2 separate regions of the Homo sapiens genome follow, and region 1 is linked to region 2. The links are chromatin loops, found by intact Hi-C in ENCODE. Cell type or tissue: PC-9. All regions are shown on one strand. Links, peaks and the distances in the headings refer to the core of each region. The heading gives the core; the rest is flanking DNA. Region 1 overlaps FAM174B (family with sequence similarity 174 member B). Region 2 has its middle 60 kb from the start of FAM174B.

The links. Peaks named below come from ENCODE experiments on the same cell type or tissue, not always from the same donor. Only the 100,000 strongest peaks of a DNase experiment are listed, where the experiment ranks them.
Region 1: a loop joins it to region 2, with 5 times the contacts of the local background. A loop is called at or near these places in 3 of 110 quality-filtered maps.

Annotation. Positions count from the first base shown.
Region 1 is chr15:92,640,658-92,649,174 of GRCh38, reverse strand. All of the region lies in intron 1 of FAM174B (family with sequence similarity 174 member B), which reads left to right. Among named protein-coding and RNA genes, the nearest start is that of FAM174B, 11 kb to the left of the region's middle. RefSeq lists enhancers at 871-1,650, 3,991-4,770, 5,032-5,151, 4,771-5,551. In PC-9, for the core only: no CTCF peak of the experiment used is centred there; DNase peaks (open chromatin) are centred at 3,624, 4,004, 4,494, 4,904 and 2 weaker places; H3K4me3 peaks cover 4,740 bases; H3K27ac peaks cover 8,000 bases.
Region 2 is chr15:92,711,050-92,719,662 of GRCh38, reverse strand. It overlaps the pseudogene HMGN1P38 and the pseudogene RPL31P6. Among named protein-coding and RNA genes, the nearest start is that of FAM174B, 60 kb to the right of the region's middle. RefSeq lists silencers at 4,649-4,798, 4,909-4,958. In PC-9, for the core only: a CTCF peak has its summit at 4,689 (motif pointing right); DNase peaks (open chromatin) are centred at 4,682 and 5,482; H3K4me3 peaks cover 1,270 bases.

The DNA of each region.
Region 1 (8,517 bases), core at 1-8,000, 70 kb after region 2:
TCATGCCCATGTAGGCTTTGTGTATGGGTGTCTTTGCAAATGCAGGTTCTTCTTGAGACACCAGGCAAATCTAGGGTAAGCAGTGGGGACTAAGGGAACTCCAATGTCAGTATCTGTAGAGCATCCTGTAGGGCGAGTGTCAAGAGAGGGAAACACTCCTGGATTTAAGCAAAGAAGCCTTCATGGATTGTGTTAGTACTTTAGTTTTATGACTGAGGTTTTGGGTCTAACCATTTGCAAAGGGAAATCCTGGGACCATGAATTTAGGATCATGTTATTATTGTTTCACTTAAAAAATAAACTATACTTAATCTAAGGGCAATCTGCCAGGAATCTAGATTTGCTATTTATTTTCCTGAGGGTGCGGGGAGGAGGAAACCCTTTCTCACGGGCAGGTGTGGCACAGAGGAGGGACCATGGCAAAGTGCTTGGGCAGGGCTCTTGTAGGCCTGGCAGAGCCCTTCTAGACCCCTCCCTCTCAGGTAGGCGTTTCTTTGCATTCAGAGCTCCTTCCGCCTACCTCCCTACACTCATTGTACAGATGAGAAAACTGAGGCCCAGAGTGGGGAGGCTTGGTGAAGGTCACTGAGTGAGTTTGTAGGAAAAATAGGACTTAAACCTAGGGGCTTGGATGCTCAGCTTGGCCCTTTTTGGACCTCCAAGATGTGGTGGGCTGAGTTTGGCCCTGTCCAGCGAGGTCTCCCCAACACTGAACCCAGCACCTAGGAGCAAACACGGCTGAGTAAACAGTGTTCTTCCCAGGGTGTTTAATTAGCACCCACTGTGAACATAGAGGTGCCATGGAACACATCAGAGGTCAAGGACCATCCAGCTCAATCTAAGGCATAGGATAATGCCCTTTGTTGACAAAAACCCCAAACTCTACAAATATTTAAAGAGGTTTATTGTGAGCCAATATGAGTGACCATATTGACCTGGGGAACAATATCAAGAGGTCCTGAGAACGTGGGCCCGAGGTGGTCAGGTTTCAGCCTGGTTTTATACATTTTAGGGAGATAGAAGTTACAGGCAAAGACATGAATCAATATATGGATGGTTTACTTTGGTTCAGCCCAGAAAGGCAGGGCTTCTTGAAGTGGGGCTTATAGACCATAGGCAGATTCAAAGAGGTTTTGATTGGCAGTTGCTTGAAAGAGTTAAGCTTTGTCTGAAGACTTGAAGTCAATAGAAAGGAATGCTTGAGTTAAGATAAGGGGGGTTGTGGAGACCAAGGTTCTTGTTATGTAGATGAAGCCTCCAGGTAGCAGGCTTCAGAGAGAATAGATGGTAAATGCCTCTTTTCAGATCTTAAAAGGTGCCAGACTTTTAGTTAATCTCTCCTAGATCCACCAAAGGCCTAGCTGCATTAATGAAGATTCTCTATAGATGCAAAAATTTTCCCACAAAAGATGGCTTTGCAGGGCCATTTCAAACCATGTCACAGACATTTTTGGGTAAAATTTCATTTCCTTCAGGGCCTGCTGTCTGTCATGTGATGCTACACAGAATCAGGTTGGAATTTGGTATCTTATTGCCACAAAGAGCCTTGTTTTGCCAGTCTTATGATCTCTATTTCATTATTAATGCTGGTCATTTGTGCCTAAACTCCAAAAGGGAGGGGTATAATGTGGCGTGTCTGACCTCCTTTCTTGTCTAGGCCTGGAATTTAGTTTTTCAGGTTTCTCTGGGGTCCTCTTGGCCAGGTCTCTTCAACTGGCTGGGGGGCTTAGAATTTTATTTTTGGCTTATGGCTTGAATGATTCTACTTGGCAGATAAGGAGCCGTCCAATCCCACAGGGGAGCCATGTATTAAAAGCAATGCTAGGTAAACTGAGAAAGGATGGGTCAGGGACCAGAATGGTCTGGGAAGGCATGGTGGAGGAGGAGGACGATTAGGACTTGGCAGGATGGGAGGAAGAAGAGGTTCTTCCAGGACCAGATGGGTGAAGCAAGCTTTGCTGAGGGTAGGGTTTGTGAAATCACTTGGAAATTGTGATGTTGATGACAATAATAGCAACTAGTATTTATTAAGCCCTTACTGTGTAACGGACTCTGTGATAAGCATTTTATATGTTTTCCTCACTCCTATGAGTGGTGCACTGTCAGTCCTGTCGACAAAAAGAGTCAAGCTCTGTAAAATATTTAAAGAGATTTATTCTGAGCCAAATATGAGTGGCCACTGGCCCATGACTCAGCCCTCAGGAGATCCTGAGAACATGTGCCCAAGGTGGTTGGGGTACAGCTTAGTTTTATACATATTAGGGAGACATGAGATATCAAATACATGTAAGATGTACATTGGTTTGGTCCAGAAAGGCAGGATAAGTGGAAGGGGGGATAACTTCCAGGCCATAGGTAGATTCACAGATTTTCTGATTGGCAGTTGGTTGAAAGAGTTAAGTTATTGTCTAAAACTTAGAAATGTCTGGGTTAAGATAAGTGGGTGTGGAGACCAAGGTTTTATTATGCAGGCGAAGCCTCCAGGTGGCAGGCTTTGGAGAGAATAGATTGTAAATGTTTCTTGTCAGACTTAGAGGGTCTATCAATAAATCCAAAAGGGAGGAGGGTAGAATCAGGTATGTCCAACCCCCCACCCTTCCCATCATGGCCTGAATTAGTTTTTCGGGTTAGCTTTGGCACTGCTGAGATTCCAAATTGCTGTCAATAGCCTTGCTGAGAGGAGGGGTTCATTCAGATGGTTGGGGGGCTTAGAATTTCAATTTTGGTTTATCATCCCCATTTCACAGATGAGAAAACCAAGGCTCAGTTGTTGAAGTGTCTTGCTCAAGGATGAGCAGCTGGGGAAGGGGAGGAGTCCGCCTCACCCTTCCCATTGCAGCTGGATTTTGGAAGCCAATTCCAGCTGGAGGACTAGGAGATTTGTAGTGGGTGAGAGGAGCAAATGGAGGATTTTAATACAAGAGTGAAGTAATCACAGGGCTTCTCTAGAAATGTTGGTCCAGATCAGGTTGTACCAAGGATTTACCAAGAATGCATGAATAGTGACGTGGCTGGTGTGGGGGGTGCAGGATGTCTGGGGAGACCCGTGGAAGGTGCTGGAAGGACCACTTGGGAGGACTGGAGGCCTGAATGGATGAAGAGGAGAAAGAGGAAAGTGTCAGGCTGTCCTGAAGGGCATAGAGAAGGGGGGCATTGTGAAGGGGGTGACCAGGCAGGGAAAGGGATAGGTTTGGTGAGGAAGAAGAGGACTCACAGGTGAAACTTGCTCATGAAAACTCCAGCCATGCAGCTGGGCCTTGGGGCTGGGTGGAGGGGCATTGGGAGCATCTGCCTAGAAGGAGTGGGTGGTGAGGACTGACATTCCCACCCTCCCCTACCTGGGTGGCAGGGATAAGTGGTACTGAAAGGGCCCCTTACGACATGTGCCCCAAAGCACTGTGACCTCAGAGTTTCCAGGTGGTGGTCAGGTCCCCTGGGTCCACCAAGGGCCCCTCTGGGTCATCTTGCCGCTGTCCTTGACCCCATGGGGCTGCCCCTAGGGGCTACCTTCTCTGCTTTAAACCTCACTTCCCTTCCCTGGCCCCTTATATAAAAACAAAGCAGAACCAACCCTTTGCAAACACACCCGAGAGCTGGAGGAACAGGTCTTGGGGCATTTGCTGTTGCCGGATTTACTGTGTGCTGCTTTTGTCTTGGAAGAGTAAGCATTGGATTTATCCCTCAGGGACTGAGAGAGGGAAAGAGAAACAGGATGGGGAGCAGATGGAGGCTAAACACTTTAGTGTAATGAAGAAAAACCTGAAGACTTGTCATTGAGCTCTTCAGGGTTGTCTGGCCCATGCTGGATGATCCTCTATGAAGCGTAAGCCCCCAGGGGCACGGTCTGTGCTGTGTGCTGCATGCCCATCCTGGGGTCAACCAACAGTGCTAACACTTGGTTAACCCCAATGGGATGGTGCCCAGGAGGTAGAGGAAGCAGCTAGATTATATAAATAATGGTCAATACTCCTTAGTCATGGTTGAACTGTTGGTGAACAGAGATAAGGAAGGATTTAGTGGAACGTGCATATCATTACATCTCTCTGGGCTCATGATTTTGAGCTGAGTTACTAAATATCACTCATGCTTGGCACGTAGGACCTAATGAACCATGGTCAGAGAACCAAGTCAGAGATGGTAAACTGATGGCCTGGGGCTGAAAAATGTGGCCCACAGACATTTGTTTTGTTTTTTGATCTGCACAGTGTTTTAAAAACTAAGATAGTTGAGAACACTTAAAAGTTAGGAGCCTTTATATAAAAATCTAGATTTCCTCCTTCTTTTGACAGGTGGGGATACATGGAAGTGCAAGACCTCTGTTCCGGGGCAGCCGGGCAGGAGCTTGGTGGCTGCCACTCCACCTAGGCTGGGCAGGGTGCCGCTATTTGTGCCTTTTTGACTTGAAGACAGAGTATTGTCCACCACTTGTCACTGTTGTTTGTTCCCTTGTTTAGGTCTCAGCAGTCCTGCTGCTCTGGTTTCTTTTGTCTACAAGGCCTTGGGGCATTTGAGTTATTGACCTGGTATGTTGAGCCATGGTGCTTGACTGGTGACTGGGTGCTGGGTGCTGGAACTGAGGGGCTGCAGCGTGGTGGGGAGGGGGTGCCCTAGGACAGGGGTGAGGCGAGGGTGCATCCAGGGTCTCCCCAGCCTCTGTGTTGGGGAGGGTTCTGCCGGAGCTGGATGGTGTTGGAGCTTGGCTGCTGGAGATCTGGAGGCTCTTGCTGCACTAGAGGAAAATGCTTTTGCCTCATGTGACTTATTTGTCTGAAGTGGCCCATCTGCAGTGGAGTAAGATGAGATTTCTATCACACCGGTGTTTGCCTCTCAGTGGCTTGTCGAAAATGCTCTAGGTGGAAGGTGTCGGGTGGAGCTCAGAGGGCTGTGCCCAGGGCAGAAAGGGAGGTAGGCTGGTTATTGGGAATGTGTCTTGGTGGCAGGCCATGGTGGTGAGACCCTGGCTAGCCTGTTGATTGTCCAGGGGCCTCCAACACCTGCTTCCTTACAGGGTGGGGCAGAGGCTAGGGCTGAAGAGTGGGTTCTGAGTCATGTTCTTCATTTCTTCAAGTGTAGCTGGTTTTCTGGGGGAAGCTCTGTTACTTCTTATGTCCTGAGGAGGAGGTGCAGCGTAGAGCTCAGAGGGTAAAAGCGAAACAGGTCTGTGTCCTCAGAGCATTGGAGGGACCGCTTGGCTCAGGGTCGCCTGCTAGTCCTCCTGTCTACACTGGCGGCACCTGTGTGCTTCAGTCTTCCTCTCCCATGATCCATTTTCATTTTCTTGATTACTTTTTCCAAATGTCAGAGTTCACGTGTGCTGTTCATTGACAAGTAATATGGTTTTGGCAGAACGCTGGTCCTTGGGCTACAGAACTACTTTAGTGGGCTTAAAAATGGAAACAGCCCACTATTTCCATTTCCTCCAGGTGGAGGAAAGGTTTGAGTCACTGAGTTTGGGTTCTGAAGTCACCAGGATAGCCGGGCAAAGCCACATGGAGTCAGCCATGGGTGGGCCCTGGGAGAAGGGTCTCCTGCCAGAGGGGCAGCCTGACACAGACTTACTCCATTTCAAAATTTATTTTAATGATTTACATTGAATTGTATTTATATACTTGGTTTTAAATTAGGTCATATATTCACATGGTTCAAAATTCACAAAGAACAAAAGAGCATATAGCAAAAAGTATTCTTACCTTTTAGCCACACAGTTTTCTTCACTTTGTGTTGTCAATTTCTTGTCAAATCTTTCCAGGGAGATTTTATAAATATAGAAGCAAGTGAGTGTAATATATACATGCATACACACACACACACACACACACACACACACACATTCCTTCCCTATTTCTTATAATGACTTTGGTGAGATATAACTTATATACTATATTCACTCATTTAAAGTGTCCAACCCAGCCAGGCATGGTGGCTCATGCCTGTAATCCTAGCACTTTGGGGGCCAAGATGGGAGGATTGCTTGATGCCAGGAGTTTGGACCAGCCTGGTCAACATAGCCAGACCCCACCTCTCTTAAAAAAAAAAAACAAATAAAGTGTCCAACTCAATGGTTTTTAGTATATTTACAGAGTTGTGCATCTATCACTGAAATCAATTTTAGAATACATTCATCACTCCAGACTGAAACCATGAATCCATAGTAGTTAATCTCTATGTGTCTCTGAATTTTCTTTCTGTGTATAGATTTCCCTTTTCTGGTCTTTCATATACATGGGACCATACAATGTGTGGTCTTTTGTGAATAGCTTATTTTATTTAGTACAGTGTTTTCAGGGTTCATCTATGTGTGGCATGTGTCATTTCTTTTTATTGCCGTTATGTTCCATCGAATGGGTATACCATCTTTTATTTACCCATTCATCAATAGATAGATATTGTAGTAGCCTGTTCTCAGGGGCTGCTATAAGGAACTGCCTGAGACTGGGAAATTTATGAAGGAAAGAGGTTTAATTGCCTCACAGTTAAACCTGCATGGCAGGAGAGGCCTCAGGGAACTTATAATCATGGCGGAAGAGGAAGCAAACATGTCCTCATGGTGGCAGGAGAGAGAAGTGCAAAGTGGATTGGGGAAAATCCCCTTATAAAACCATCAAATCTTGTGAGAACTCACTATCATGAGAACAGCATGGGGGAACCACCCCCATAATCTAATCACCTCCCACAAGGTCCCTCTCACAACACATGGGGATTATGGGAACTACAATTCAAGATGAGCTTTGGGTGGGGACACAGCCAAACCATATCAGGTATTTAAGTTGTTTCCTTTTTGGGGCTATTATGAATAATGCTGCTCTGAACAAGTATATGAGTTTTTGTGTGGACATGTATTTTGATGGCTCTTGGGAATATACACCTAGGAGTGGAATTGCTGGGTCATATGATAACTCCATGTTTAACCTTTTGACAAACTGCCAAATGGTTTTCCAAATTGCTGTACTAGTTTACATCTCACTAGAAGTGTATGAGGGTTATGATTTCTTATATCCTCACCAACATTTGTTATTGTCTGTCTTTTTGCTTATAGCCATCCTAAGGTATAAAGTGGTATCTCGTTGTGTGTTTAATTTGCAATGCATTGATGGCTAGTCATGTTGACCTTGTTTGCCTTCGTGTATTGTGCATTTGTAAATCTTCTTTTGAGAACTGTCTATTCAGGTCTTTTGCCCATTTTACATTGGGTTATTTGTCTTTTTATTATTGATGGGTAAGAGTTCTTCATATATTCTACATAAAAATACTTTGATCAGATGTATAGTTTGCAAGTGATTCCTCCCATTCTATGGGGGTGTCTTTTCACTTTCTTGATTATATTCTTTGAAGCACAAAAGTTTTAAATTTTGATGAGTCCAATTTATCTAGTTTTTTCTTTTGTTGCTTTTGCTTCTGGTGTCATATTTAATAAGCCATTGTCTAATCTAGTGTCGCAAAGATTTATGCTATTTTTTTCTAAAAATTTAGCTCTTACATATAAGTCTTACATACTTATATGTAAGTTCCATTTTGAGGTAATTTTTGTATATTGTGTGAGTTAATTTTTTTAGATGATTTATAGGAGTCCAACTTTATTCTTTTGCATGTGGATATCTTTTCTATCTCTTACACATACACTATGCTTTTTACCTTGCTTTATAAAAATATCTTGTGTGTCTGAGTGGTTATTCCTAAAAAGCTCTTCATTCATTTATATAGGTGCTTAGTGTTCATTATATGGATGTAACATAATTTATTTAATCAGTCTTCTGTTAATGGGCATGTAGGTGTCATTTCACACATGTGGAAACATACCTGTAGGACAAATTCCTAGAAATGGAATTGCCGACTAAGGGCTATACCTTTTGTAACTGATGGATATTGTCACACTGCTCTCTGTATATGTTGTAACAATTTACATGTCCACAAACAAGTAATGAGAGAGTGTTTCTGTACATCCTTGCCAACAGTGTGTTTTCAGACATTTCTATTTTTGCTAAATTAATAGGTGAAAAATTGAATCTCTGTGAAGATCAAAATTACATTTATCTTATTGAAAGTGAGATTGGACATTTTTTCATAGTTAAGAATGCGGAGCCATTTAGGTTTGTGTGTGTGTGTGTGTGTGTGAACTGCCTGTGTTATGTTCTTTACCAGTTTTTCAATTAGATTATTGATCTTTTTTATTGGTTTTTAGGGACTATATATATATTAAGGAGATTAAATTTTAAAACATTTATAATATGTTAGCCAGGCGCGGTGGCTCATGCCTGTAATCCCAGCACTTTGGGAGGCTGAGGCGGGTGGATCACTTGAGGTCAGGAGTTCAAAACCAGCCTAGCCAACATGGTGAAACCCCATCTCTACTAAAAATACAAAAATTGGCTGAGTGTGGTGGTGTGTGCCTGTAATCCCAGCTACTTGGGAGGCTGAGGCAGGATAAACACTTTAACCTGGGAGGCAGAGGTTGCAGTGAGCCAAAATCATGCCACTGCACTCCTGGGTGACAGAGTGAGACTGTGTCTTAAAAAAAAA
Region 2 (8,613 bases), core at 302-8,301:
GAATCTTCATTCTGATTATGTTTTCTGGACAACTGCACATGGATACAGCATAGGACGTTGCTTATTCCTTTAGCTCAGACAGTTTTGTTGAGCCTGGTATCAATGTGCACTTCTGGAGTCCCCATCGCCTTCATGGCAAATTTCCAGAGGCTTTTGAGTGTGCTCAGGAGGATGCTTCTCGAAACCCACTCCCTGGATGTGCTTGGGAATGTTGATGGTGTATTCTTGGGTTCTCACTCCATTGAGGGCCCTTTTCGCTATCTGTCTTTGCAAGAGCCATTCTGCCTGGCCCGAGTTGGGTAGTAGGCAGGGATTTTTGTTTTGTTTTTTTCTGCATCTGTATTCTCAGGGCCTGGAACAGATGAATGTTGAATGAATCAGGGCATCTTTCTCCACAGGGACTCACATTGGCTCAGCTCCTTAGTACTGAAAACGTATGTCCCAGTCATATGGGACAGCTCCCAGCCACATTGTGAAACTGGCATATTTTGTCTTGGGCTATTTTACTTCATTTCTGTAGTCTTTCCTAAAGCTCCTCCCTTGCAGCACTGATCTCCTGGGACCCCATACTGTGGAATTTGCTAAAATGTCAGTGAATTTGGTGTCTGTGGCATTTATTTTTATCAGAAGTAACTTCAGGCGGCCGGGTGTGTTGGCTCATGCCTGTAATTTTAGCACTTTGGGAGGCCGAGGTGGGTGAATGACTTGAGGTCAGGAGTTTGAGACCAGCCTGGTCAACATGGTAAAACCCCATCTCTACTAAAAATTCAAAAATTAGCTGGGCGTGCTGGCGGCTGCCTGTAATCACAGCTACTTGGGAGGCTGAGGCAGGAGAATTGCTTGAACCTGGGAGGAGGAGGTTGCAGTGAGCCAAGATCGCGCCACTGCACTCCAGCCTAGGCGACAGAGCGATACTCCATCTCAGAAAAAAAAAAAAAAGAGAAATAGTGTCAGGAAAACCTGGTATCTTTCAAATTTGTTACTATCACATAGCATATACCAGCGTTCTAGTGTTTCTAGAGTTAATAGGACAGAGATAAGAAAAAAAGAGGATATTGGTTTAATCATCATTTACATAATGCATTTTATGAGCCCACATAAATTATGCATTGTTGACCTTTAAATTAATTTAGGCTTAATGAGATGGTTTCATCATGTTTAAAGACAGCATAATTATTTTCTTATGTTCATTATCATTTTCTAAGCTTACTTATGCTTTGTCCACCCTCAAGTCCCAAGTGTATTGTCTTACTATGAAAAATTGTTAAACCTGTTTTCTGGTGTGAGGTTTGCAGAAGTCTGGTCTCACCAAAGAGATATACTAAATTGTTTAATTTAGCAGGGTACACTAGAGTGACTTTTGTTTTAATTGTGAACTGTATTTCCAAAAGAGTTAAACTTTGTGGTGTTTAATGGGACCACAAATGTCGATTTTTCTTTTCTTTTCTTTTTTTTTTGAGACGGAGTTTTGCTCTTGTTGCCCAGGCTGGAGTGCAATGGCACGATCTCAGCTCACTGCAACCTCCGCCTCCCGGGTGTAAGCAATTCTCCTGCCTTAGCCTCCTGACTAGCTGGGACTACAGGTGCATGCCACCAAACCCAGCTAATTTTTGTATTTTTAGTATAGACAGGGTTTCACCACGTTGCCCAGGCTGGTCTTGAACTCCTGACCTCAGGTGATCCGCCTACCTCAGCCTCCCAAAGTGCTGGGATTATAGGCGTGAGCCCGGCCCACAAATGTACATTTTCAAATGTACTTCACACCAGGAATCTTAAATATCTTGGGCACAAATTGAATAATGAATCTGGGGCACAGCTGAGATATGAGAAAGTAGGATCCACAGGACCTAGGATCTTTAGAAATGAGTGGAGGAATTGAGACAGAGCACAGCCATGATGAGTTGTCTTTGCTCCATGATGTCTGAGCTTCAGCTGGGAAGACTCAGGAGCTGAGGATGACTTGATTTCTTGGGCCTGGAATCATCTGGAAGCATCTTCACTTGCATGTCTGGTGGCTGGTCCTGGGTGATGGCTGGGACCCCTCCTTGTCTGCCAGCTGGAACAAATATAGGTGGCCATTCCATGTGGTTTCTCAGCATAGACTAGCTTGGGCTTCCTCACAGCATGGCAGCTGGGCTCCAAAAGTGAGTGTCCCAAGAGATAGGAAGTAGAAGCTGCTAGCATCTTAAGACCTTGGACATGGTCATAGTGGTAATTTCTGATGTATTCTACTGGTCAAAGACTAACAAAGCCCAGATTCAACACTGACCCACCTCTTGATTAGAAGAATGGTAAAGAATTTTGGGGTTCTGTTCAAAAACCTCCACAGTTCCTTAGGTGATAGTGTAGCTCCATGGTTAGGAGGTCAGGGTGTGAACTCAGACTGCTTGGGTTCACATCTCACTTCCATTTTTACTGGCCATGTGATCTCAAGCAAGTTCATTGTTGTAGAAACGATTGTTGCACACCAATCTCCATTTCTGTTCTCTTCTTCCTGGGAATACCAATAGACTATTTCCCTGCCCCTTACACCTACGTGGGGCCAACAGACTAAGCTGGCAGGCTCTGAGCAGAAGTGCCACATGCCACTTCTGGCTGAGGTGGGTAAGAGCTCTGGATTTTCTTAGTCTCTTCTCCCTCAGCTGTAGCTAGAAGCAGGGCATCCAGCAGCAGACACAGGGGCAGGCAGTGGAGGAGTCACAATATGGAAGGGGCCTGGCTCCCTGAGTGACCCTAGAGTGAGTCCTTTCTCTCATGCTCCTGCCACCAGGATATGGGGGAGGTGTAAACTTTGTGTTGAGCCATGAGGTTTTGGGGGTTGTTTGTTACAGTAGTTAGCCTATGCTGACTAATACATTACCTAACCTCTCTGAACCTGTTTTGTTATCTGTAAAGTGGGGGTATTAGATGTGGCTACATTTAAGTGCCCCACAGGTTAAGTGAAATAATTTGATGCACAGTGCCCAGCACATAGTAAGTACCCAACGAGTGTTAGCTATTGTTAGTAAGTGAATGCGAATGCCCATTAGGAGAGGGTGGCAGGTTTGCTTCAGTAATGGTAGGGCTGTCATTATCATCACCATTGCTGGAATGGCACCTGCTATATACTGAGCACCTGCTTGGGCCAGACTCTGTCCTAGGGATGCTACACTTTTGTTCCTTTTAGTCCTCTGAGGCAGGAATTATTAACCTTGAGGAGGAGCTGAGAGTCCTGGGGCCCAGAACTGCTGCTGAAGCTGTCTCAAGTCACACCGGGCGCTCCGACCTCAGAGCCTGACTCCTTTTACTGCGGCGATGATACCCTTGCATTTTTGGGAAATGTGACTTTAAAAAAAAGTGTCATCCATAGGCCTTCCTTCTTGCTGGGGAAGTGCTGTGTCTTTCTTTTTTTTTTCTTTTTCTTTTTTTTTTTTTTTAAATCGATATTTTACCATATTTTATTTTTTATTATTTTTACACACGGGGTCTCACTCTATCACCCAGGCTGGAATGCAGTGATGTGATCATAGCTCACTGCAGCCTCCCACTCCTGGGTTTGTGTCTTCCTTATTGAGACTTTCTCTACTTCAAGTTGTAAGAATCTGCTTTTATAACTTAATCTTTTGGCTTACAGCTTGGCCCCAAGTGTGGAAGGCTCCAGCTTCCTTCCCCGCCGCAGGATCCTATTACTTCTTTGTTCTGTTTGAACTCTGCAGACTCTAAAGTGAAGTGAGTCGGTGGAAAACCTGGCTGGATCTCAAGAATACAGCCTGCGTCTGAGTCCCATGAATCTCCCCGCAGCTTAAGGCCTCCTGTGAGCAGAGCGGATACTGTAAAGCCCTCTCAAAGACACTAATAACTAGAAGTGGGACTGTAGCTCCAAAGTGGCTTTTTTTTCCCCTTTCCCCCGTGTAACTTGCTGGAAGCACTTCGTATTTCTTTATTTCTTTGTGGAATAAAAAAAATTTGTTTGTAATTCCATGAGAATTAGAAAGGCTTGTCTCAACTTCTGAGTTGGTACTTGACATTCAGATACTAAATTTACTAGAGGAAGCACTTTTGCTAGATTAACCAACGATGGATTTTTCTTCACAATTGCGTGTTAATTTGCTCCCTCTTTGAGATGTCAATTTTTGGTTTTAGCAACACAGCCCACCCCATAGATCAGCAGATCTGTGAGTGTGGATTCAGTTGTTAGCATCACGGGGCAGGGGTCCCTGGACTGCATGTGCCTTTGTATTAATTGACTAGACTTGCAGTTATATTAATTCTACTTGTGGTTGTTTAAATTGTGCCTACTTGCACCTTACTTGTTGAGTCAAGATAACAGGGGTTATATAAACGAGTTTATAATATATTTGGCTTATCCTGCTCCTCGTCTGGCTCTGATAAAATTTTAAACGTTCATTTTTCTTTCTTTCTGTCTCCCAAGTCGTTTCTGAAAGGCAAGACGTTAGACTAAAACCAACTTCTATACTTAAGATTATCCTTGAAATAGTTACGAATATGTTCAGGAAACAAAGCCTTGCTCATTATGTGCTAGAACAATGGGTAAACTTTGCTTTCTTGTAGAGAAGAAAATGTTTTCTTCAATAAGATATCGGAAACTATTTTTGTACTTGAGAAATCATGTTACTAGAGACCTAAAAGATCCGCATTTTGTGGCTGTTTAAGAAAGCTACACAAGATGGCGCCAGAGAGCCGGAGTGGAGAGGGATGCGCGCCCCGCACGAAAAGCTCAGCGCCAAAGGGGCGCCCGGGGCGGGCAGGCGCGTGTACCGGTTCTGCGGCGGGGCGGCTGGGCAGGGGCGCTTTGCCCATCCTCACAGCTTCCGCTCTCTCCGGGCAACCTTTTCACCAGCTTCGCACAGACTTTCCGCCCGGCACCGTCCTTGGGTCCTCGGGGTCTCTGGAGCGGCCTGGAGGAGCCGCTGGAGAAGGAAGGGGGAGAAAGCAGCGGCGGAGGCGGAGGCTTCCTCAGGCCCACTTCGAAGCAGGGCGCCCGGCCGAGCCTCTGAGGAAAGCGCGCGCGGGACGCGGATGGGTCTCGGCCTCCAGGGGCCGCGGGAAGGGAGAGGAGGAGGGCGAGGGGAAGCGGCGCTCGCGCCCGGACTCCGGCCATTCCTCAGCGGTCCACCGCAGCTGGCGTTCTTCTTTGATCCCCGGAGTTCTCAATGAAAGAACGGAGAAAGTGGCTTAAAAAATTGTGGTTGAATACACACAACAGAAAATTTACCATCTTAACCAGTTCGGTGGCATGGAGTGCACTCAGCCGTTGCGTATATGGGCGAGTGTCGCCACTGCCCATCTCCAGAACGCTTCATCAAAGGGGACGAAACATCGCGTCCGTGAAATGATAACTCCCGCTCCCCTCTCCCCGCTCTCCCCGGCCCTGGCAGCCAAGCGTGCTCTTTCTGTCTGGAGGAATCTAACCACTCTCCGCACCCCATAGAAGCGGAATGCCACAGTCCCATTTGTCCTTTTGTGATGGACTGACTTCACTTAGCATCATGGCCTCAAGGCTCATTCCTGCTGTAGCCTGTGCCAGAATTGCCTGCCTTTTAATAAGCCTGAATCATATTCCTGTGTGTGTGTGTGTGTGTGTGTGTGTGTGTATCACCACATTTTGCCACTTTTACGTATAGACCACATATCTTTCTTCCTTTTTTAAAAAAATTATTTTTTATTTCAATAGTTTTTGGGGTACAGGTGGCGTTCGGTTGTGTGGATACATTCTTTTTTTTGGGGGGCAGAGTCTTGCTCTGTCGCCCAGGCTGGAGTACAGTGGCAGGATCTCGGCTCACTGCAATCTTCCCCTCCTGGGTTCAAGCGATCCTCCTGCCTCAGTCTCCCGAGTAGCTGGGACTACAGGCACCTGCCACCACGCCCAGCTAATTTTTGTATTTTTAGTGGAGACGGGGCTTCACCACTTTGGCCAGGCAGGTCTTGAACTCCTGACCTCAGGTGATCCGACTGCCTCTGCCTCCCAAAGTGCTAGGATTACAGGAGTGAGCCACCGTGCCCAGCCATGTGGATACATTCTTCAGCCTTGATTTCTGAGATATTAGTGCACCTGTTACTGAAGCAGTGTATGCTGTACCCAATGTGTAGTCTTTTATACCTCGCCCCCCGACCAGCCTTCCCCTGCAAGTCCCCAGAGTCCATTATATCACTCTTATGCCTTTGCCTACTTATAGCTTACCTCCCACTTATAAGTGAGAACATATGGTATTTGGTTTTCCATTCCTGAGTTACTTCACTTCGAATAATGGCCTCCAGCTCCATCCAAGTTGCCGCAAAAGACATTATTTCATTCCTTTTTATGGCTGAGTAGTGTTCCATGGTGTATATATGCTACATTTTCTTTTTCCACTTACTTAGACCACATTTTAAAAATCCGTTAATCTGTTTAAGGATATTTGGGTTGCTTCCACCTTTTGGCTATTTCAAAAACTATTGAAATTAAAAATAAATAAATAATTAAAAAAATAAACATTTAAAAATTTGAGTCCCTGCTTTTAATTATTTTAGGCATATACTCAGAAGTGGAACTTATGTTTAATTTTTTGAGGAACCGCCATACTTTTTCCCATAGCAGTACACAAGGGTTTTAATTTCTCCACATCCTTGTTGACATTTTTTATTTTCTGATTAAAAAAAAATTAGAGCCATCCTAATGGGTATGAAGTGATTGCGGTGGGGTTTGATGTGCATTTCCTGGAGAAATTGGTATTTATTTATTTATTTATTGTTTAGGCCACATTTTATTTTTATTTTTTTCATAATTGAGATTTTATTGGTTGAGGATCAGTACAGACATTTCAATTTGTACACAAATCTTAACATACGTAACGAAATTCTAAAAAGCCATGTATTGTAATTCTTTTTTAAAGTTATTCCAGTGACTCTCCAGCTTAAAATTTGGAAGCAAATTTTCCTTAAGAGGTTATCAAGTACCAGTATCTTCACATGTTGGTCAGCTGTTACATACGGCCCACCAGTTCACAACTCAATAGCACGTACACTACATGTTCAAATTTGTAATCTTTCACAGCACAGTAAGTTATTAGGAAAACAGGACTACCACAACCAAAGATGTTACAGAGTACACACAATTCTGACAGAGAGCGCCATGATCAAAGAGTGGTTTTCTTTAGGAAACAATTCTACTAAAAAACAACATGGTAATAGAAGTAATTTAGAATGTTCAAGACATTAAATGCAGGACTGACTCCATATTGCCATTTAATATGCTTTGTATTATGGGATATAAAAACTAACCCCCCATCTATGGAATGTTAAGCTGACACCCGAGACAGTCAGAGCCTCCCATAATTCAATATCCCACACTACTTTCTGGTTGTACCAAAAAATAAACAACCAGGAAATGATTTCACCTCTTAAAAAAAAGCATTTACACTTAAAAAATGGGATGAGGTGGGATTCCCTCCTCCTTAAAAATGTTTCTAGAGCTACTAAAAAACTTGCATTTACAAAATAGTTGATAAAAATTTTCCTCTGGATTGTACAAGAAGGGAGACAGGGACCACTGATGAGACATGGTATATGGTTATTAATCAGACTTGGCTTCTTTCTCTCCTGCTTCATCAGAGGCTGGACTCTCCTCAGTTTTCGTTTCCCCGTTTTCTGCAGGTAAATCTTCTTTAGTTTCTTGGTTAGCCACTTCGGCCTGTTTTCCCTTTGCTCCCCTTTTCCCTTTTGTTTGCGCTTTTTTGTCTGAAGATTTATCCTTCGCTGCTGCCTTTTTCGGCTTCGCTTCCACTTTTGCAGGAGGTTTAGCTGACAACCGCGCCGATCTCCTCTTGGACTCTTCCTTGGCGGCGCCTTCGGCGGAGCTGACCTTCCTCTTGGGCATCCTGGCGGCGGGGAAGGCGCGTGCCGGGTGCCTGCGGGCCGCGGCGCGCCGAGAGCCTTCGCGAAACTGGGCTGCCTTGCCGCTGCCGCTCCTCCCGCCGCCCGAGCTGCTGAGCTAGGCCACATTTATTTATTGTTTAGCTCCCTAGTCAGGAGACTCTGCAGCGTGGCCCAGTGGTTACGAGCGTGGTATCTGGTGTGTGACGGGCCTGAGGGAGAATGCCAGTGAGAGGCGACAGCGTGCTGGCAGCTCTTGCAGCCCTTGCTCGCTCTCGGCACCTCCTCTGCCTGGGCTCCCACTTTGGCGGCACTTGAGAAGCCCTTCAGCCCGCCGCTGCACTGTGGGAGCCGCTTTCTGGGCTAGCCAAGGCCGGAGCCGGCTCCCTCAGCTTGCAGGGAGGTGTGGAGGGAGAGGCGCAGGCAGGAACCCGGGCTGCGTTCGGCGCTTGCGGGCCAGCGCGAGTTCCGGGTGGGCGTGGGCTCGGCGGGCTCCGCACTTGGAGCGGCCGGCCGGCCCACAAGCCCCAGGCAGTGAAGGGCTTAGCACCTGGGCCAGCAGCTGCTGTGCTCGACTTCTCGCCGGGCCTTAGCTGCCTCCCCGCGGGGCAGGGCTTGGGACCTGCAGCCCGCCAAGCCTGAGCCTCCCCTCCCTGCGGTGGGCTCCTGTGCCCGGCCCGAGCCTCCCCGACGAGCACCGCCCCCTGCTCCAAGGTGCCCAGTCACATCGACCACCCAAGGGCTGAGGAGTGCGGGTGCACC